2 separate regions of the Mus musculus genome follow, and region 1 is linked to region 2. Evidence: chromatin loops called from intact Hi-C (ENCODE). Cell type or tissue: left cerebral cortex. All regions are shown on one strand. Each heading gives the region's core, and the rest is flanking DNA. Links, peaks and the distances in the headings are about the cores only.

Region 1 (11,251 bases), core at 1,446-9,445, 84 kb after region 2:
ATGGCTTAGTGGGTTAAATCTTTGCTATGCAGGAATGATGTCCTAAGTTTGATACATAGATTCTGTACAAAAAGCCAGGCATGGTAGCATGTACCTGTGAGCTCAGTGCTGGGCAGAGGCAAGGGGAACTCTGGGGTTCAGTGGATAGCCAGTCTAGCCAAAGCCTTAAGTCCCAACCTTATCTACAAACATGGTAAAGAGTGTTTGGGGAAGATATTTCAATATGAAACTCTCTTATGTTGTTGCCAGCACATGTGTGCACACATGTATAACACACACACACACACACACACACACACACACACACACACACACAGAGAGAGAGAGAGAGAGAGAGAGAGAGAGAGAGAATAAAATAAAATGAATCATACCAACAAGAGGATCATAATTTATTGTGAAGCTAATGTCTAGATATAAGAAATGTGGGAAAACCTCAAGCCAGGTCACCCATTCCCTTTCACCACCACAGCTAGGCCCTCTGCCTTCTCTGAGGTAACAGTGACATTGGTCTAGGTGTACTAAACCTTTAATGCAACCTTCTCTGCTGTTCTTATGGCCTTCTCATTTTTTAATGTATCTCTACAATAGCATATGTATGTGTATTCATGCACCCAGAAACATTTTAAAAGAAAAATGAAACTTTAAATAAAGATACCATCTTATGCCCATCAGGGCAGAATATATATATATATATATATACATATATAAAACAATTCATGCAATAACACTGTTTGCTAGGATGTGAGAAAGGAGTGGAGACTGTTGCAGTATTTCTAGAAAAAAAGTGTTAATTAACAACTACTTTAGAAACTGACTTTGTAGAGCTAAGGGTGCCTCTTTTTAACTCGGTGGTGACGATTCTAAGTGCATAAACTAGAGGAGCTCTCATGAGCAGACGTAGACAGGCCAAGGGACAGGACAGTAAAACTCAGAAACAAAGTAAACATCTGTGGAGAAATGGGCGCAGTAGTTAAATTAGGCTTCTATTACATCTGCGTTAGAAATACAATTAATAAATTAGTAAGCAATAAGGCCTGTAACAATTTTATGTTTATATATAAAACTTAGAAATATGCAGTGGAAAAATGGTGGTCCACGTCTACATTCTCAGATACTGGTAAGGAAGAAGTAGAAGGAATGCAGATTTGAGGCCTGCCTGGGCTTCATGGTGAACTCTGTCTCAAATTATATATATATAATGGCACTTGCTATTCCAATGAAGAGAATCCTTTATGTTTTCCTACTGGATGTAACAGAATAAAGGTGCAAACAGATAACATGTAGACTGATTGAGGACTCTGGAAGGCCAGCGATGAATCTGCCTTGAAGCAGGACTGCAGGGTAGTGAGTTCCCTGCCTCGCTGTATTCTCTCTCCCTCTGTGATCTCAGAGGGGCTGAGACCTGGAGAAGCCCCAGAATGTGGAAGGAATGAGCTCCCAGGGCAGGTTTCCCTTCTGGTCAGAGAGTTGAGGGCCTCTGTGAGTCTGTTCTTTCTCTCCCCAGTCCCATATGTAAAATCCATAGCCGTGGTGACAACAACCAGGAAGTCACCTCCAACCTTGGGGACACAGGCCCTCTGTTTGATGTTAGTGGCTGTCCTAAGAAGAGATCCTCTTACTTTCCTTTTCTCTGACATCAACCCACATGGATACCTAGGCAAACTGAATAGTAAATAGGACACACACAGGAGAAGCACAGGCTTGGGTTTCTAGGCTGAGATCAGGAAAGGGGTCCTGGGGAGAGTTCAGACAGCATAGAGAGGGCACGCTTGACTGCGGACAGCAGACTCAATCCCAAGCTGCAGTTGGGCAGATCTGATTTTAAATTGAACACAAATGACTCTGAGAACTGAGCTGAGGAATAAGACTGTCACATAGGTCCCCAGGTGATCTAGGATGGCAAATGTTCAGACTCTATCTGAGTGATGCTGCAAAAACGTGGAGATGAAAATGAACAAGATTAGGGTGTGGTTCGTGCTGGACCATCCCCTGGTGCTTGAGGACAGAGGAGTTCCTGAAGACATTTTGCCAGCATTTGTGAGTCCCTCCTATCTAAGCTACCACACACCTTTCAGAAGCCTTCTTCACTCACACCCCATGGCCTGTACCTTCTGCAGCACCAAGTCCAGTGTGAGATCAGCCCAGAGAGGGAAAGCAAAGCAAAGCAAAGCAAAGCAAAGCAAAGCAAAGCAAAGCAAAGCAAAGCAAAGCAAAGCAAAGCAAAGCAAAGCAAACCAAGCCAAACCAAACCAAACCAAACAGCAGCCTGATATTTCTGCAAGGTTTTCTTGACTGATCCATCACATGTGTAGTTTATAATACCTTTCGACTGCTTGTACTTATATGATATAAATCACTGAGTGCTTTATGTGGGCTGCAGGGGAGAATTAAAATGGTGAGGCTCCTGTCCTAACATTTGTCGTTCATGAGTTGGTAAGTATTGAAGGGGAGTGAATTATATCTGTATATTATAAAGATAGAATATATGTCCTTATGTATTTTTTAAAAAAAGATATGCTTCAATGCTACCTATAATACCATGAGAGAAAGCTATATCGTCCAGTTAGTGTGGGGAGCATGTTCAGAGCTAACTTTGGCTGACTTCTTGCTTGTGATTAATCATAAATGAGTTTGCTGACATCTATCTTTGTTTTTAGTTAGGACATATGTTATAATCTCCCAAGTTGTTCCACTTATGCATATGTCTTTGAGAGACTGTGCAAGCCTAAAGGAAATGCCCTTAGTCAAACATAGATACTGTGTTCCATAATCTTGCCACATAAGGATTTGTGGTCATGCTGGAATTGTTCATGCTTTTTTCCCTCTCTTTTTTTATTAGATATTTTCTTTATTTACATTTTAAATGTTATCCCCTTTCCTAGTTTCCCCTCCCCCTCCCTCTGCTCACCAACCCACACTCCTGCTTCCTGGCTCTGGCATTTCCCTATACTGGGGCACAGAACCTTCACAGGACCAAGGGCCTTGCCTCCCATTGATGGCCAACTAGGCCATCCTCTGCTACATATGCAGCTGGAGCCATGAGTCCCTCCGTGTGTTTTCTTTGATTGGTGATTTAGTCCCAGGGAGCTCTGGGGTTACTGGTTAGTTCATATTGTTGTTCCTCCTATGGGGCTGCAGACCCCTTCAGCTCCTTGGGACTTTCTCCAGCTCCTTCTTTGGGGACCCTGTGCTCTTTCCAATGGATGATTGTGAGCATCCACTTCTGTATTTGCCAGGCACTGTCAGAGCCTCTCAGGAGACAGCTATATCAGGCTCCTGTCAGCAAGCTCTTGTTGGTATCCACAATAGTGTCTGATTTTAGTGGTTGTTTATGGGATGGATCCCCATGTAGGGCAGTCTCTGGATAGTCATTCCTTCAGTCTCTGTTTCACACTGTCTCTGTATCTCCTTCCATGGGTATTTTGTTCCCCCTTCTAAGAAGGATTGAAGTGGAATTGTTTATTCGTGTGTTGCTTGTCTTTGAAAGACACTGAGAAAATACACTTACTCTCTGGCACGGTATTAACCATCTTTGTCTCTTGCATCTTCTTTCTGCCTTTCCTATAATCATCCTCACTCCCCCAGTTGTGGTCCCCAATGTTGACTGACTGGCTGGCCCTGCAGGTTAGCCTCAGTTGTCAACCTGCCATACCTGGGAAGAGGTGATCTCAGGGAATTACCTCCATGTGATTGGCCTGTGAGCCTGTCTGTGGGGGCGTTTTCGTGGTTGCTAATTGGTGAAGTTGCTCAGTGCACTGTGGATGCATCCGGTGCCATTCTCAGGGAGATGGATCTGAGCTGTTTAAGAAAGTGGGTTGAGCAAGTCTTATGAGAGCCAACTTTCCTGGATAAGTGTAGCTCTCACCCCTCATGAAAAGAAGCCTCTCATTACTGCACGTAGAAACCATCACAGAAAACCACAACAGGTCACAATCCAGATCTCATGAGGTCACAGGGAGCCAGGCCCCAATGGACACATTGACACCATAGCTTCTGCATCTATGAATGACAAGGGCACATTACAAAAGAAGGGGCAGAAACATTGTAGGAGCCAGAATGCTGGAAGTCAGCTATGAAAGTCTCTCCTAGAAATGGCCACATAAACAAGACCAGAACATAGGTGTATGGCCATATCATACACATGTTAATGTGCAAGGGAGAAAATTTCATGAGATCCCATTGACAATGAACTATAAGTAACTAATAACTGCCAAGAAAAGGAGATTTAGCCTCTCCCAGGGACAAGTCCCCTTAGTGGTTGTCTAATGTAGAGTAGTCTTCCTTTTAAATGTTTTATATACAAACAAAAAAAATGGACTCAGCAGGTTGTATTTATCTGTATTTGCAAATACACATATGAACGCGCACATATGCAACAATTATAATCAAAGAAAAGGAGAGTGGGTGACATTGGAGGGGACTGAGGAAGGTTAGCTGGGAGAGCCTGGATGAAAGAAAGATGGGGGAGGAGTAGCATAATTACACTTTAACTAAAGCCATTAAGCATAAAATAAGTCTTTTAAAAAACATCACTACAGGTACATGCAGTTTTCATTTAAAGCTCTAATCCAATTTAATTCAGTGTTAGTACAGAAAATGAAATGAAATTAAGGGATTTGTTTAAAAAATTAAAACAAACAAAGAAAGCAGAGCGAGTCATGGGGACTAAGCTAGTCAGCAGCATCCCTCCATAGACTCTGCCTCAGCTCCTGACTTCATTCCTGCCGGCATCCCTCCATAGGCTCTGCCTCAGCTCCTGACTTCATTCCTGCCGGCATCCCTCCATAGGCTCTGCCTCAGCTCCTGACTTCATTCCTGCCGGCATCCCTCCATAGGCTCTGCCTCAGCTCCTGACTTCATTCCTGCCGGCATCCCTCCATAGGCTCTGCCTCCGCTCCTGACTTCATTCCTGCCGGCATCCCTCCATAGGCTCTGCCTCAGCTCCTGGCTTCAGGTTCCTGCCGGAGTTCCTGCCTTGGCTCCCCCTGAGGACAGACTGTGAACTACAAGTGTGGAGTGAAATAAAGCTTCTCTGCCCCGAGTTCACTTTGATCAGTGACTTATCACAGCAACAGGTAACAAACTAGGATAATGTTTTAAACAAATATAGAAAAAATTTGACCTGACTGAAAGTTTAAATTTTACATTCAAAGTTTGCTTGCAGAATGTAGCAAAAATCTGTGCCTAGGGAGAAAATGGTAATTCCAAATGCTTATTAACAGAAGGAGAATGGCCTAGACATTTCAAGAGGCTAGTGGCTGGAGCATAGCTCGGTGGTAAATTGCTTGTCTAACCAGTACAAACTTCAAATAAAATAGAAGAGAAGAGACAATGACTATAAAATCATTAATGAAAGAATATTAAATTATTTTTAAGGCATAATAATATTTGGCATGTCAGTTGAGGTTGAGAGAAATACTTAAATAGGTATAAAATGTCAGGTAGGAAAATAGAAGATATTCCTTCCAGCGCTACAGAGAGGAAAAGGTGGGCCCAGGGCCTATACCAAGCAAGTGCTCTCTACCACCAAGTCTCATGTATAACTGTGATGCAAATATCAATAGACAAATTCCTGGCTGAGTTCAACTTACTAAAATTGACACCAAAAGAATTAAAATCCTATGAAGCCCTTGTATGTGTGTGAGATGGGTGCCAGGAAATAAAGATTGATTTTTTTAACTTTAAGTTGAGAGCCAGAGAGCTGGAAGAGCATCCAGTCAGCACTGTGCTGTGTGACTGTAAGAGGACACACGTCCAGATTCCAGCTTTAAGACACCTCAAGCATGCAATATCATATCAAACAATGGAAGCGATTACCTTCAGTCTAAGTAAAAACTAATGTAAATTGCTTTGCTATGCTGCAAGTAAACTGGATAAAATGGTCTTGAACATGACAACATTCAAAGGTTAACACTGAGGAAAGAGGCTGGTCCAGTATCTCCTCGCCGCCGCTGTGTTTCATGGTCCTTCAATCCACAGGAGCCAAAGGATTCTTACTGTCTGAATGTCAGTACAGTTTTCTCTTTGAGTTTAGGAAAAGACTGTTTTATATTGGGACATCTCACTCTGTTTTCGTTCTCTCCCTTTATTCTGGGATGATACATCTATAAGCCACATGGAAGCATACTCTGGCAAAGGATCCTTCATCAGTTTGAGAGGGGAGTTTCTAAGTCAACCTGGCTTTAGGCTTCATCACAACGCCAGCTCCTGCTGCTCGATACCTGTTACCTGTAGACTAATGATTGATGTTTGTTATTTTTCTATTCACTGTGATAAAATGCCTGACATGAATGACTCAAGGAAAGAACAGTTTATTTTGCTTCACAAGTTTCAGAGATTCAGCCCATCATGGCGGGAGGTGTGACAGATGGAATATCTTACATTATGGTGGTCAGGAAGCCGAGAAAGGGAAGAGACTGGAGACCAACCATAGCCTCCAAAAGCACATGACCACTGATCTGTTTTCTCCAGCTAGGACCCATCTCCAAAAGTTTCTGCTTCCTGCCCTAATAGTGCCCCCGTGCTGGGGACCAAGCATCCCATATGGAGCCTGATGCAGTCTTTTCATAGAAAAACTATAACAAACTTTTTTTAAAGGTCCAATTGAGGTAACTGGAGAGTTCTGGTTATAGTTTTGGTATGAACTGCCCCTATAGTTGTTACAGGTATGGCTGCTGTGTCACATGTACATCAGTAGAGGGCAGAGGAGAAAAACTATGTCTGTGTACAGTGTTCTGACCTATGGACATCTGAATGAGCCTAACATTCCCTGAAGAAAGCAAGCCTGAGATGACACCAGTCCAGTGCCAGGAGTCCTGGACAGGGAGCTATCCTGAGACAACCACCAGTCTGGTGCCAGGCAGGCCAAGAAGGGATTCCAAGATGTAGAACAAGCCAACGACTAGAAGAACCTTGTCTGGACAGGAGTGAGCCTGAGACAGACAACTCCCTTAAGGGGCTACTTGGATGGGCCAGGTGAGTGAGCTAGAGACAACCATCAGACTGGTGCCATGGGGTCTAGACAGGGAACTAGCCTGAGACAACCACCAGTCTGGAACTTTGCTGCCCCGAGAGGACAGACCATGCCAGAGATGACACCTACCTGGTGCCATATACAATGCACAAGCACTCAGGTGCCACCAAAAGGAACAAGTAAACAGAAATGGAAGGATATGGGCACAATGGAAAGAGACAGAACTGGACTTGAAGGTAGTAAGGAACAGCCTGCTATGAGTAGCTGGTAATGCCACCTGGGACCATGACAGAATCCTGGCCAGTGCTGCCACTGGGGGATCACATCTGGGATTGTGGTCCTGGAGCAGCAGAGGTCTGTTACCACTAAAGACCAGGCAGATGTCCCTGGTCTGGGCTGCTGCCCTAGGTGATGTTGATGGCTAAGGGCTGTGCAGAACTGCCCCACCCCTCATCTGGGCATCATAGGAGAGCTGGCCCTGGGGGCAGGAGAGCAGGGGCGATGACCAGCTGCAGTACTCGGGAGAGCTCACCCTATACTACGTGGGAGTTGCAAGTGAGCTGATCCTGAGGATACAAATGTGGGAGACTGGCCCTACCACTCATCTTCTGTGTGTTGGCATGGATATTGGAGGGGCACCCTTCTTCCACCATAATCCCTCACTACCTGTGGCAGGTGGGAAATCTGGCCTTGCAGTCATGAGAGCAGGAGAGCTGTTGATTCCTCTCAACAGCTGTGGCACTCCAGAAAGCAGGCCCTGTACCTCCCGTGGGCAGAAGAGTAGAGCTGACATTGGTGGCAAGGATGCATGCGAGCCAGCCCAAGAGCTTGAGCATGGGAAAGCTGGGCCTGCCACCTAACTGGCATGTGGTAACAAGGACAAGGGAGAGTTCCCCCCAACCCCCAGTCATCTATGGCGGGCAGAAGAGCTGGCCCTAAGATTATCAGAGCAGGAGAGCTGACCCTGTCTCTTTTCTGTTTGGAGCTTATCCAACTCTTCTTCCTTCACAGTATTTTTTCATTATGGCCTTGCCACAATCTTCAATTTCTCCCCAAAGCCCTTGTGGTCCATCTCCCCTCCTTCTGTAGGCATGTTCTTCATTCTTAGCTGGGTGGCTAAGTCCCAGGCTCCCGCTCAGAGGCTCCCTATCACAAAGAGTAGGGCTAAAATACTACCGGTCACTCTTACCAAGTCAGGCATTATGGAATAGTACACAAGGGATGAATAAAATCAAACCTGGGTGGGCTCAGTCTGCCTCTGGTCCTTACAAGGATCGCCCTATTAGACTTTCAAGGTCTCATTTTTATATATAAAAGGAAGGAAATAATGATTATCTAACAGGTCTGTAAGACCATTAGTGGGTATTTAGAAAACACCAAGTCAGGGTTTATATTCTCACTACATGAATTTCCATGACCCAAAATTATTCTTGATGGTGCTGTCTTCTTGTCATATGGGGTATCAACTCAAGAACTCAACTTTGCCCACAATTCCAGTTTCCTTTCTCTGCATCCATGCTAATATCTGATGGTCTAAGCTTCCTTAAAAAGACAGGCAAGAACCACAACTGGATATATAGTGATTCTATTATACCATTCCACACATTGAAGAGGTTGTTCATGATGCAGATGCTGCTCTGACATCAGGGCTCACCCACAGAAACCTTCATGATCTGATAAATGATTCTGACAGAGATATTGTCTTATTTAGGTATAGCCATGATAAAACACCATGACCAAGGCAACTTCTAAACAGAAGAGTTAATCTAGGCTTACAGTTCTAGAATGATGACAGTCCATCACTCTCATGGCAGAAAAGCTTGGTGGCAAGCACCAGGCATTGCAGCTGGAGCAGCAGCTGAGAGATCACATCTTAAACTGTAAGCAGAAGGAGAGAGCTTCCATCCTAAATCTGTTCAAGGGTTCTCAGGGATAATTTTCTCATCATAACTAAAACACCTTTGTTATGCAAGAAATTTTGAAATTGTCATCCCAAGAACCCAAGACAAGCCCCAAATTCTTTCTCATGCCAGAACATCTAATGAGTACTCTTAGACTAGACTAAGAGGGTGCATTCTCCCTACAGGATAGACAGTGTTTCCCAAAGCCAGAAGGTGTGAGGTGAACAAAAAGCTGGAAGACAGACAGGCGTTTGGGACACAACCTACTCTTGAACTTGATTCAAGTCAAGATGCAACTCGTCAAATTTGTTGTTTTTGTTATCGTTGTGGTTGGTGGGGGATGGTGGTTATTTGAAACAGGGTCTCACTCTGCAGTCCATGCAGGCCAGCAGCTCTCTGTAACCCTGGCTATCCTTGGACTCCAGAGTTCAGGGTGTGTGTCCTCACATATGGCTAGCGAACACCTTTGTCATACAGACTTTTCTGGCTTCTCAAGAATGAGTATGGTTGGTGATGAAGTCCCCTAAAGTTGGCAGTTAGGAGTTTTCAATATATTTCAAAATTTATTCTTTAATAATTTCATAATGCATGCCATATGCTCTCTCATCTCCCTAGTTTAGGAATTTGCAAATGCTGTGCTGCCTAAAACAGAGCCTCAAATGTGTTTGCTGCTTTGGGGTATCTTTCAATGCTACTGTAAGAAAGGACAAAGGAGAGAGAGAGAGGAAGGAAGGGAGGGAGGGAGGGAGGGAGGGAGGGAGGGAGGAAAGGAGGGTGGGAGAGGGAGAGAGAGAGGGAGAGGGAGAGGGAGAGGGACAGGGGGAGGGGGAGGGGGAGAGGGAGAGGGGGAAGGGGAGGGAGAGAGAGAGAGAGAGAGAGAGAGAGAGAGAGAGAGAGAGAGAGAGAGAATGTAATCGACTGTTAGGTGCAAAGAGGACCCCCAAATTCCCAAATAGCAGTGGTCTGTGCTCAGCTCAGGGTGCACTCTGACCAGACAGAGGATTGCTGGTGGAAAAAGAGAAGTCTAAAATCAGCTATCCTCAGGGATTTTGAAGTGAGTTCCTGTCAGGAAGAGCCACTGATAGTTTGCTGTTGAAAGATTATACTTCCCAGCTTCCCTTGTGGTCTACAGACATCATTTCTACACCTATAAGAGACTGCATCCCATCTTCTTCTGCAGACATTTTGGCTGCCCTCACATGTGGGTGAAAAAAGTGGTCCCTGCTCATAAATAAACATGGTCCCATCTAAGGTCAGGCCAAGACCTCTTTCTCTCTGCCTTTCATCTCTCTACAGCTGCTCTTAAATAATAATCTAACACAATGGTTCCGGACTGCATTTACAGTTTAAGATTTTATTTTGATGGCAAAAGATCTTCAGTTAAATCTCCAATTCCAATTTTTAAGGCCCAGACTTAACAGAGACAAGCCATAAAATCCTAATCTTGTACCAACTTGTTATAAACTGTTAACAAGAACTGAGACATTTAAGTTAATGATCACCTTATAAATGAACAAATTATTTAATGTGGTCAGATCTATGCTTGTATGCCATGCTAAGAGCAAATGTAGTTTATTTATAAAGACAAGCTTAGAATGAGAGACCAATTTATATCTCCTATTGCATAGTCATATATATATATATATATATATATATATATATATATCAAAGCTAAGCCTGAAACAAATAAGTCAAAATGCATTTAAAGTAAACTTAAAGTTGTTTTAACGTGATTCAAAATCAGGTATATAAAAATTGGTTATGAAAAATTGAATGCTTGGGTAAAATGGGTTAAATTTACAATGCGCTTGCATGGCAGGAAACCTCAAGGCTCAAGTAGTTCCCTCAGATGGAAAAAAGTCCCCTTGGATGGAGCACCATCCTACCAGAGTAGGTTGCATGCTAGCCTGCTTACAGGACAAGCATGCATGGGAAGTAAGACCTGCCAGAAGTGTGCTGCTTCTGCTCTGGCTGACCAACTCCAGTCTTACAGGCCAAACCAGAGGAACAAAATGACACCAACCTCTTCCCTATTTAAAGATAAAGACTCTTTATGTTTCACATAGAGGGGAATGGGTTCTCTTGCCCAGAGGAAGATCTCAGCGGCATCCTAAATGTCTCAAATAAACGGAGAGGCAAATATCTTTTACTCTGCCCTCAGTATCTCCTGAACTGATCTGTGAAAATGCTGGAAACAGGGACCTTTGTACTCGTCTATTGTGACTGGTATGGGACCTGCATGCTAGTTCAATGGGTCATGTCTTTTACCTGACATTCAGTTCTTTCTCTTAGCAAGACACATTCCAGAGTTTATGCCCTAGCCTCCCATATTCCTGGTTTAAAGGAAGATGCCAGATGCTGTCATTAAACTCACAGC
Region 2 (11,251 bases), core at 2,025-10,024:
CAGACCTCAGTGCACCTTCCCTGCCAGAGGAGAGCTTGCCCACAGAGAGTGCTCTGACCACTGGGACTCAGGAGAGAGTTGGACTCCCAGGAGTGTTGACAGAGGCTAACAGAATCACAGGAGGAACAAGCTTTAGCCAGAGACAGCTAGAACATCTAACACCAGAGATTGCCAGATGGCAAAAGGCAAACAAGAATTTCACCACAGTGAGTCCTGGATACCCCCAACACACTCAAAAAGCAAGATTCAGATTTAAAATCATGCAAGATTCAGATTTAAAATCATATTTCATGATGTTGGTAGAGGAGTTTTAAGAAGGGCATTAATAACTCACTTAAAGAAATAAAGGAAAACACTGCTAAACAGGTAGAAGTTCTTAAAGAGGAAGCACAAAAATCCCTTAAAGAACTATAGGAAAACACAACCAAACAGGTGATGGAATTGAACAAAACCATCCAAGATCTAAAAATGGAAGTAGAAACAATAAAGAAAACCCAAAGGGAGACAACTCTGGAGATATAAATCCTAGGAAAGAAATCTGGAACCAAAGATGTAAGCATCAGCAGCAACAGAATACAAGAGATGGAAGAGAGAATCTCAGGTGCAGGGGATTCCATAGAAAACATGGACACACAATCAAAGAAAATGCAAAGTGCAAAAAGATCCTAACTCAAAACATCCAGGAAATCCAGGACACAATGAGAAGACCAAACCTAAGGATAATAGGTATAGAAGAGAGTGAAGATTCCCAACTTAAAAGGCAAGTAAATATCTTCAACAAAATTATAGAAGAAAACTTCCCTAACCTAAAGAAAGAGATGACCATGAACATACAAGAAGCCTACAGAACTTCAAATAGACTGGACCAGAAAAGAAATTCCTCCCAACACATAATAATCAGAACAACAAATACACTAAATAAAGACAGAATATTAAAAGCAGTAAGGGAAAAAGGTCAAGTAACATATAAAGGCAGACCTATCAGAATTACACCAGAATTCTCACCACAGACTATGAAATCCAGAAGATCCTGTACAGATGTTATACAGACCCTAAGAGAACACAAATGCCAGCCTAGTCTACTATACCCAGCAAACCTCTCAATTACCATAGATGGAAAAACCAAAGTATTCCATGAAAAAACCAAATTCACAAAATATCTTTCCAGGAATCCAGCCCTTCAAAGGATATTAAAGGGAGAACTCCAACATAAGGAGGGAAATTACTCCCTAGAAAAAGCAAGAAAGTAATCCTTCAGCAAACCTAAAAGAAGATAGCTGCAAGAACAGAATCCCTCCCAACTCTAACAACAAAAATAACAGGAAGCAACAATTACTTTTCCTTAATACAAAGAACTCAAGAAGCTGGACTCCAGAAAATAAAATAACCCTATTAAAAAATGGGCTACAGAGCTAAACAAAGAATTCTCAACTGAGGAATACTGAATGGCTGAGAAGCACCTGAAAAAATGTTCAACATCCTTAATCATCAGGGAAATGCAAATCAAAACAACCCTGAGATTCCACCTTACACCAGTCAGAATAGCTAAGATAAAAAACTCAGCAGATGCTGGCAAGGATGTGGAGAAAGAGGAACACTCCTCCATTGCTGGTGGGATTGCAAGCTGATAAAACCACTCTGGAAATCAGTCTTGTGGTTCCTCGATAATTGGACATAGTACTACCGGAAGATCCAGCAATACCTCTCCTGGGCATATACCCAGAAGATGTTCCAACTAGTAAGAAAGACACTTGCTCCACTATGTTCATAGCAGCCTTATTTATAATAGCCAGAAGCTGCAAAGAACCCAGATGCCCCTCAACAGAGGAATGAATACAGAACATGTGGTACATTTACACAATTACTCAGCTATTAGAAAGAATATGTAATTTACACAATTACTCAGCTATTAAAAAGAACATGTGGTACATTTACACAATTACTCAGCTATTAAAAAGAATGAATTTATGAAATTCCTAAGGAAATGGTTGGATCTGGAGGGTATCATCCTGAGTGAGGTAACCCAATCACAAAAGAACACACATGATATGACTCACTGATAAGTGGATATTAGCCCAGAAACTTAGAATACCCAAGATATAATTTGCAAAACACATGAAACTCAAGAAGACCAAAGTGTGGATACTTCACTCCTTCTTAGAATGAGGAACAAAATACCCATGGAAGGAGTTACAGACACAAAGTTCAGAGCTGAGACAGAAGGAAGGACCATCCAGAGACTGCCTCAACCAGGGATCCATCCCATAAATTACCACCAAACTCAGACATTATTGTATTTACCAGCAAGATTTTGCTGACAGGACCCTAATATAGCTGTCTCTTTTGAGGATATGCCAGTGCCTGGCAAATACAGAAGTGAATGCTCACAGTCATCTATTGGATGGAACACAGGGCCCCCAATGGAGGAGCTAGAGAAAGTACCCAAGGAGCTAAAGGGGTCTGCAACTCTATAGGAGGAACAACAATATGAACTAATCAATACCCCCCAGAGCTTGTATCTCTAGTTGCATATGAATCAGAGGATGGCCTAGTAGGCCATCAGTGGGATTAGAGGCCCTTGGTCTTGTGAAGATTATATACCCCAGTATAGGGGAATGCCAGGGCCAGGAACCGGGAGTGGTTGGGTTGGGGAGCAGGGTCAGGGGGAGGGTATAGGGGACTTTCGGGATAGCATTTGAAATGTAAATGAAGAAAATATCTAACAAAAATGCAAATAAAAATATCTAGGCCATTCTCCTTCTGTTAATAAGCATTTGGAATTACCATTTTCTCCCTAGGCACAGATTTTTGCTACATTCTGCAAGCAAACTTTGAATGTAAAATTTAAACTTTCAGTCAGGTCAAATTTTTTCTATATTTGTTTTAAAAATTTTCCTAGTTTGTTACCTGTTGCTGTGATAAATCACTGATCAAAGTGAACTTGGGGCAGAGAAGCCTTATTTCACTCCACACTTGTAGCTCCAAGGCAGGAACTCCGGCAGGAACCTGACGCCAGGAGCGGAGGCAGAGCCTATGGAGGGATGCTGGCAGGAATGAAGTCAGGAGCGGAGGCAGAGCCTATGGAGCGATGCTGCAGAGCCTATGGAGCGATGCTGCTGATTAGCTTAGTCCCCATGACTCGCTCTGCTTTCTTTGTTTGTTTTAATTTTTTAAACAAATCCCTTAATTGTATTTCATTTTCTCTACTAACGCTGAATTAAATTGGATTAGAGCTTTAAATTAAAACTGCATGTACCTGTAGTGATGTTTTTAAAAAGATTTATTTTATGTTTAATAGCTTTAGTTTAAGTATAATTTTTTTTAAACACAGTATATCACAGTACATGGCCCAGGCTGGCCTCAAGCTGTACAGCTGAGGTTAGCTTTGAACTTTTAACTCTTCTGCATGTAACTCCCAGGTCCTGGGATTACAGGCATGCATGTCCTATGCCTGGATTCAACAGGTTTATTGGAAACCAAGACATGATACAAAATGATGAATAATAGTATCCATATTCTATCAGCCAAGCATCGCTTGGCATTATGAAACTGTCCTGTGAGACAATCCTGGGTTTTCAATTTTCAATGCACTTCCTTGAAGGACCTCCAACCCAGAATCTAAACAAGAAATTCATTCTATGGAGTGGCTTAGAGGGAATCAAATGTCCAGGCTGTGCCTGAGGTCCCAGGGAAACTCCTGGAATTGGCGGTGGAAAGATGTACAATGGCAGGAGTCCAATTGCAGGTATCTCTTGCTACTTCTTCTGACTGCCTCTCTTCTTGAGGGTGAAGTGGATGACAGCACCACTGGCCATGGCCATGTTGTAGTAATCAAGGGAGTTGGAATCCTTGATGAAGATGCCTTCATAATATAGTTTCTGTTTCTCTGCAGGCATGCCCGTGGCTTCATGAATCTTCACTTTGATGGCAGAGACCTGGTATGTGAATGGGAGAATGAAGACCAGACCCTGCCCACTCAGCTTCCATTCCATCGTATTATGCAGGAACTCTTCCTTAGGCATTAAGCTGTCCTTGGTCTTTAGTTTCTTGGCTCATCTTCCATAGGAGGTAGGGGGTGTACAGGAGACATTGGAGCTGGGTTTGGATCCAGAACCATAGGTGGGGGCAGGCACAAAGTCTGTTGGCACAATCATAGGTGGGGGGCCAGGATGGGAGGTGCTGCAGGAGGCATAGGTACCATGTTGATCCTGGGCGTGAGGATGTTGGGTAGCATAGAGGTGAGCCTGGGGGCAGCCGGACCACAGATACCATAGGTGGTGGAGGCATGGCAGGTACTATGGTAGGGACCAGAGATGGCATCGCAGGTGGCCAGGGCACTGATGCAATGGGGGTTGCTGAGCTGGGGATATTGGTGGCTAACAATGAAGGTGGTGGCTGCTGAGGGATTTTACTGGGCTTGCTAGGGCCGGTCTTCTTGCTGGATCTGCTCCTGGAGGGTGATGTTGGTCAGGGCAGCCTGCTGGGTCAGGGCCATGCTGCCTGAAAGGCCATCCCAAGTCACATTTTCCTCTGGCTTCTAGATCTCCTGTTCACCAATCTTCTTACCAATGGCTGTCTCTTCTATCCCAAAGATGTCAGTACATTGCTCAGCGAACTGTCTTTAAGCTGCTCTCAATATCCAGACTTGGTGTATAACCCTCATCATCACCCTGTTTCTCTCTGATGGAACAATCCTGCTGCTCCAGCCAGTGGGGGTCAAGAAGCCCAATGCAAATGTGTTCTTGCATTTTGCTGGCAGGAATCTTCTTCCCAGTGATGGGAGGGGGGGTGGGGGTGGATACAAGATGCTCATCAGGAGCAGGAGTTGGAGGAAGGGGTTTGGAAGCTCTGGGGGTGGAGGCACTTTCTGTTCTTCTTCATCATCTGAACCAGTCTGTATGTAGTCCGACTAACCCAACAATGGGCAGCTGTAAACTGGAAGTCCAAGGATCTAGTAGTTGCTCAGTCCCACAAGGCTAGCTGTTTAAGCTGGTCTTCTGTAGAAGTAGGCTTCAATAGATGTGCCGGCAAGTAAGAGCAAGCAAGAAGAGCAGGTGATTGGAGGCGTGTCTCCAGGAATAGAGGCAACAGTGGGAGTTTGGAGAAATACTGCTGTGATTGGAGGTCAGGCTTGAGGGCAGAACTATGGAAGTTAAGGAAGCAACCTAGAAAAGAGACCATTGTGGAAAAGCCCTAGGGACTTGGGGGCCAAGGGCTCTGAAAGGGGAGATCCGGAGGAAGTGGTGCTGAACTGATAAGGGGGCTAAAGGTGTAGTTAAATGGGACTCTACCACAACGGGTCTAATGGGAGGAGAATTCTTCAAAATGACAGGCCAAACAGGAAGAAAGAGAGGGGCGGGAAAGGGGGCCGGAGGAACCCGCCAGATGAGAGCAAATGATGTAGAATGGCTTATCTGTTCCTGGTATTGCAGTCTCAGCTCTATGTCTGGCCGCCTCTCAGAACTTCCTCCAGAGCACCTACAGCTCCTAGGGTCCCTAGAAACTCTAAGCTGGGCCCTCAGGCCTCTGCTATGGCCTTTAAAAGAAAAACAGAAATATGAGAAGGAACTTAATCACATGTGCTTGACCTGGTAACTGCAATCAACTGTTTATGGCATTCAGTTGTAAAAGGCATTTCTTTTCTGTGTTTTCATAAAAACTGGAGTTAGTCATGGAGAAAATCATTAATTGTTAAAGGAAAAAAAAAGACGAAAACACTTCAAAAGCAAAGCACTCAGCATTTAAAATTAAGAAAAGTAACCACATAAACTAAGTAACTAAGAAGAGGGAATTAATGGGATGAAAATTGAAATAGTGAAACAGAAAGTGAAAAAAGGTAATTGGAGAAATTGGCTCCTTTGAAAAAACACCGTAGCTTTCAAGCCTAATTAAGGCAATAAAGAACAAAAATAGGCAACATTTGCTATGAGCGAGAGGCTATATCCATTTGAAAAATTGCAAATAAGAATTGTGTGTAACTATGACATTCAGATTCAGAGCCTTAAGGAAATAGGGAATTTTTAGAAAAATAAAGTTACTAAATATAACCCAGGAGTTGGAACAGTTAGTTGAACAAAGACTGTAGGAGAATCTAAAATTTTATTTCATATTCTATCCTGGTAAGCTTAGTATGGCTGAAATGAGTTTATTTCCTAGAGGATAAATATCTCTTAAAAATTATTTATTCATTCTGTGTGTATGTGTCTGTGAGCATGTAATTGCATGTGTGTGAGGGTGTCTATGCCTGCACTAGCCAGAGGAGTTCTTCTATAACTATTCCTTGTAGGCAGTGTCTCTCCCTGAGCTAGTCAAAGCTAACAAGCCTCAGTGAGTGTCTTGTCTCTGCCCTCTTTGGAAGCTACAAGTATGGATAAGACACCCATCCTGTTACATGGCTGCTGGGATCCAAATCTTAACTATTGGAGACATCTCTCTAGCCCCAAGAATAAATTATCATAGTGCTTGTTAGACATTTCAAGCCATGGAAAAATGCAAACTTTCACATTCAATTTATAAAGTCAGTGCAATTTTAACCCTGATTTTTGACAATTTTGCATAAAATTTGCTTTAAAAATGTTACTAATGAATAAAGAAGCATTTTTAGACCTTTGACAATTTGTTCAGGATTTTATATCAAAGCAATGATTTTTTCAAGGAAAGACTGGTGTTGTCACCTATCAGTATGATTTATTAATAGTAATCAAATAATCAAAGAAGAAAGTCATAGCAATATATATAAAAATATTTGATAAAATTTAATAGCTGTTGAACTTATAAATAAAAAAGCAATAAGGGAAAATAATTATGAGTATAAGTAATGCTTCAAAGGTATAAACAGTAGAAAGTGAATTTAAACAGCAAATAAACACATTTCAACTAATCAAATGATAAAGAATGACCATTACAGCCAGGGCATAATATTGAGTGAGCATACAAACTGGACTTGAGGGCTTGTGATCCCTGTACTTGGGAGGCAGAGTTCAAGGCCATTTTTGACTATATAACATGTTTGAAACCAGCATGAAACTCTATCTTAAAATAAAATAAAATAAAATAGAAAGAAAGAGTCAACAATACAAAGCAAGAAATAAACCATGTAAACGTTGAGGGAAAAGTTAACAGTTGTATTGCTGAAAGTTACTTGTAAACCATGAAACAATTAAAAATTGTTATTTTAAAAAACCCAAAAGTTTGGAAAGGTATAGAAAAACAAATTAGACTGCTCTAGAAACAAGTCCATCAAAATATGCAGAAATTATTTATAAAAAGAAAATTATACAATGTTTAGAATAAAGTATACATTTAAAGCTACAGGAGCTATTTGATGACAAGTATAAAACTGTAGTGAAATTGGAACTATCTTTCATCCTTAAATGGGAACTCATTTTAAGTCAGCTCTTCTTAAATGAATATATGGATATTATGCAACTTCTAAATACAGATATTTTGTGAAACTTCAAATAGAATCTCAGAATATATGTTAAAGAATAAGTCTCTAGGAATAACCTAGAAGACCATAAAGAATAATCATGATGGAGAATTTTTCTTCTAGGATTATATTCATATGGGTAGACAAGATGGCTCACTAGGTTAAAGTCCTGATGCCGCCTGACCTGGTGGCCTGAGTTTTACCTCCATAATGTACATGGTGGAATCAGGAAATGACTCTGGCAGATTTTCCTCTGATCTTCTCATGAGCATTGTGGAATGTGCATGAACACACATAGACACACACACACAACTAAATATTATGCAATAAAATCACTGTGAGTCAGTGCCACACTTATAGACAACAGGAAAAAAAAGAGACTTCAAAGTATATATTAGTGTTTGAAAACCTGACATAGGACAAAAATGGTTAGTTCTGTGGAGCCAAGGAGGATGGCCTGTTTATTAAGTGTGTTGGAATACTTGTACATCTGTATCAATTCTTATACTCTTTAAAAATAAGATTCTCACAGCTCTTCCAAGTTTCTAGTTATAATGGGATAGAGTCATGTTAGATTGCACATTACTATGGTTTAAGTGTGTCCCCTAGTGCTTCATGTCTTGGATGCCTAGTCTGTACTGGGTCATGCTGGAAGGTTGTGAGACTTTTAAGAGATGGGGTTTGGTGCACGATAATTAAGTCATTGGAGGCACGGGTTTTAAAGGAGGATGCTATAAAGAGTGAGCTTAACCCCTGGAGTTGCTCCAGCTTCCACTCTTGGTGTCTAATCTCTATAGTCAAGCACTTCTGTAATGATACCATATTCTAGGTTATGACACAACCAGAGAGGCTGTGGAATCTGTAGGACTGATGATCCCCTACAGAGCTAAGTAAACCTCTTTTATTTATAAAGTATCCAGCCTTGGGATTTTTACAAGAGACAACGGACAGAAGCAGTGGCCCTCTACTGAAGGAAGCAAACCTAAGACCTTAAAGCCTGAGGCAGCAGAGAATGAGACTCTAGTGGGGAGCAGCCACTTGCAGGAAGGGAAATAAGTAATACAAGATCAGTGCATGTGGCCAAATCTGTCTTCATTCTGGCCTAGGGAGCCAGAAAATTGAATCTGGACTACTCCACACACTAAAGAGGATCCGGGAGAGGATTCTGTGTGGCTATGATTGGCTTCCAAATTATGAGTATGCAGAAGACTCAAAGCAACACCAATGGAGACTGAGATCTGGACTTAGTGAGACTAAGGCTGACTCTAGAACCAGAAGTTGGATTTTTAAAACAGTCAAAGAAGAATCTGCAAGAACAAAGGAGAAAAAAAACATAATCTAGAATTGTTTTTATAATGCTCACAATAAAATTGTTACTATAATTTAAATAATTTTGGATAAAATCCAAAAATTAAGTAACATGCAGAGAACTAAGATGATGACTTGTGGTGCTGTAGGTCTGTGAGTCCTGCATTGGAGTCTGAGTCCAGAGAACATTCAAGGCCAGCCTGGCCACCATCACTATAGGAAGATTTTTACTCAAAAAGAATAAACTAATCACCCCCAAACAATCACAAAAGAACCAAGAAAACAGATCACAATCTTAAGAATCTGTGACTATTCTATGATGATAATTTTGTCTTAAGTGAAATTCAGAGTGTCAGTGAATGAAAGTCTCAGATGGACAAGGAAATATAAAAGTAGGAGTTTTCTAGAATTGAAAAAAATAAAATATTTAGAAATCATTGGTTAGATTTAAAATCTAAACAGATTTGGCAAAAGGGAGTTAAATGAAATTGAAGACAGAGTGCTAAGCTTGAGTGATAAAAATTGGGGAATAAAAAGATTGGAAGAAAGCAAACTGTTTGACTTATATATTTCACGTATTCACTTGTACTTATTTGGTGTGTGTGTGTGTGTGTGTGTGTGTGTGAGAGAGAGAGAGAGAGAGAGAGAGAGAGAGAGAGAGAGAGGGAGGGAGAGAGAGAGAGAGAGTCAGTCAGAGGACAACTTGTGTGTGGGAGTCAGTTCTCTGTTTCCACCCTGTGAGTTCCAGGCATGGAACACAGGTCATCAGGATTGGGAGCAGTGCCTTTACCTGCTGAGCTGATCTGTATGCTTTATTTTTAAATGTTGTCCACATACTGCAGTATGGTCAGTCTTTTTGGCCTACTCGGAATGCAGTCATAAGGCTTTTGTTCAGTAGCTTTATTGTCAGTGTCATTTCTGGGTCAGTTTGATTGACTTTCCTCATTATGGGTTGTACGTGTCCTACTTTGCTCACTTCTTAATTTTTAAATATTTGCCAAGCTTTTTCAAATTTTCCTTCTTGGGTCCTTTACATTATTTTTATATTTTCACATATGCTTGAGCCACATTTGAAGGTATAGTTCTGTTACCTGAAAACAATTGGGTCCTGCCAGGTCTGACTTAAGGTTTGAAAAGAGTATCATCTGGTTTAGTGTAAAATTTCTCCTCTATGAGGCAAAAATCCTTAGGATTATGAGGATTTCCACTCCAGATAGTGAGAACAGAGACTTGACTCTGTAAGAGTCTTATTTACAGTTCTTTGAAGGTTCTTACTCCCGTGTGATCAGCAGTACTGAGACTTTGGCAGCTCTCTGGACTCCTTTTGCTACACAGCTCTCTCCCCTTTAGCACCTTACCTGGTGAATCTAAGCCACCCCCTTCCATTCCAATTTCTGCAGCACAGAGAGAAAAATGTACCCTTCCCAGGTTGCCCCTGCATGTCTACTAAAAAACGTCTCTCCAGACCACCCAGGACAGCTGTAGGGCCCCTCCTGCTCGTAGCCTGCCTTCTACCAAGAGGCTGACACCTTGAGGCTCTTCCACGGTGTTTTGTCCAATTGTTAGTCGTTTCAGGCAAGAAGGTAAATCTGTTCCCTTCCACTCCACCACTAGCACATGCCCCTAGTGCTGAGCTCTGTCACCCAGACACTGTATGTGAGAGCTCAGTTTCTTTCTTTTGGAAACTAATAGGCTTTTAAATAGATATTAAGCAGAGTTAAAACCTAATGTTGAAAGGCAATGGACTTAGTAGCTAATATAATCTTGAAAAGCAAGAGCAATCTTTAAAAAAATCCGTAGTATCTGAATGAAAGACTTACAGTAAAACATAGCAATTGAAGTTTGTGATAAAGATGGTCATGTGACCATCAGAATGGGACAAAGCTCAGGACAGTCCATGTTTGTGTAGTCAGTTGAGTATCAAGACAGATGAGAGGAGATAATCTTTTCAAACGGTGATAAAGCAGTTGTATATTCACATGTAAAAATATGAACTAACACCCTTGCCCACACTATACAAAATTAACTCCAGGTGAATCACAATGTAAGAACTTAAATTATAAAACTTGAGGAGAAAAACATAGATGGAAATCTTGTGAATAGGATACAAAAAGGCATAAGATGTAAATTAAAATAGAAAAACTTGAACTTTGTATAGGGTAAATGCTTTTGAATTAAAAAAAATCAGGCGTATAAACAGGCAACCTGTAGAGTAGGAGAAAAGCTTTGGAAATCCTGTAACAGATGACAGACTTGGACCTAGAAAACACCAAGAATTATAACTGAAAAATAAAATAATTATTCAACAACAAAACCAGAATGTACTTTGTGAAACAAGGACCAGATTTGTAAACAAATATTGTACAAATGAAGATATGTAAAGATAACTAAAAAGGTCATGGAAGAATTCTCCACATCACTCTTTACCACAGAAACAACTATTAAATCCCACATCTGATTTCACTGAGAAAAGGTGGCAATCCCCAACACCACTGAGGATGCTCAAAGGACTCT

The links. Hi-C counts contacts between places; a loop is a spot of excess contacts. Peaks named below come from ENCODE experiments on the same cell type or tissue, not always from the same donor. Only the 100,000 strongest peaks of a DNase experiment are listed, where the experiment ranks them.
Region 1: it touches region 2 in a loop (10-fold over the local background); 2 of 42 quality-filtered maps call a loop at or near these places.

Annotation. Positions count from the first base shown.
Region 1 is chr8:86,227,211-86,238,461 of GRCm38, forward strand. It overlaps the pseudogene Gm23904. Among named protein-coding and RNA genes, the nearest start is that of Gm33577, 22 kb to the left of the region's middle. In left cerebral cortex, for the core only: CTCF peaks have their summits at 4,983 and 6,709 (motif pointing right); a DNase peak (open chromatin) is centred at 4,986.
Region 2 is chr8:86,142,395-86,153,645 of GRCm38, forward strand. It overlaps the pseudogene Gm21030. Among named protein-coding and RNA genes, the nearest start is that of Gm33632, 10 kb to the right of the region's middle. In left cerebral cortex, for the core only: no CTCF peak of the experiment used is centred there; DNase peaks (open chromatin) are centred at 6,280 and 7,661.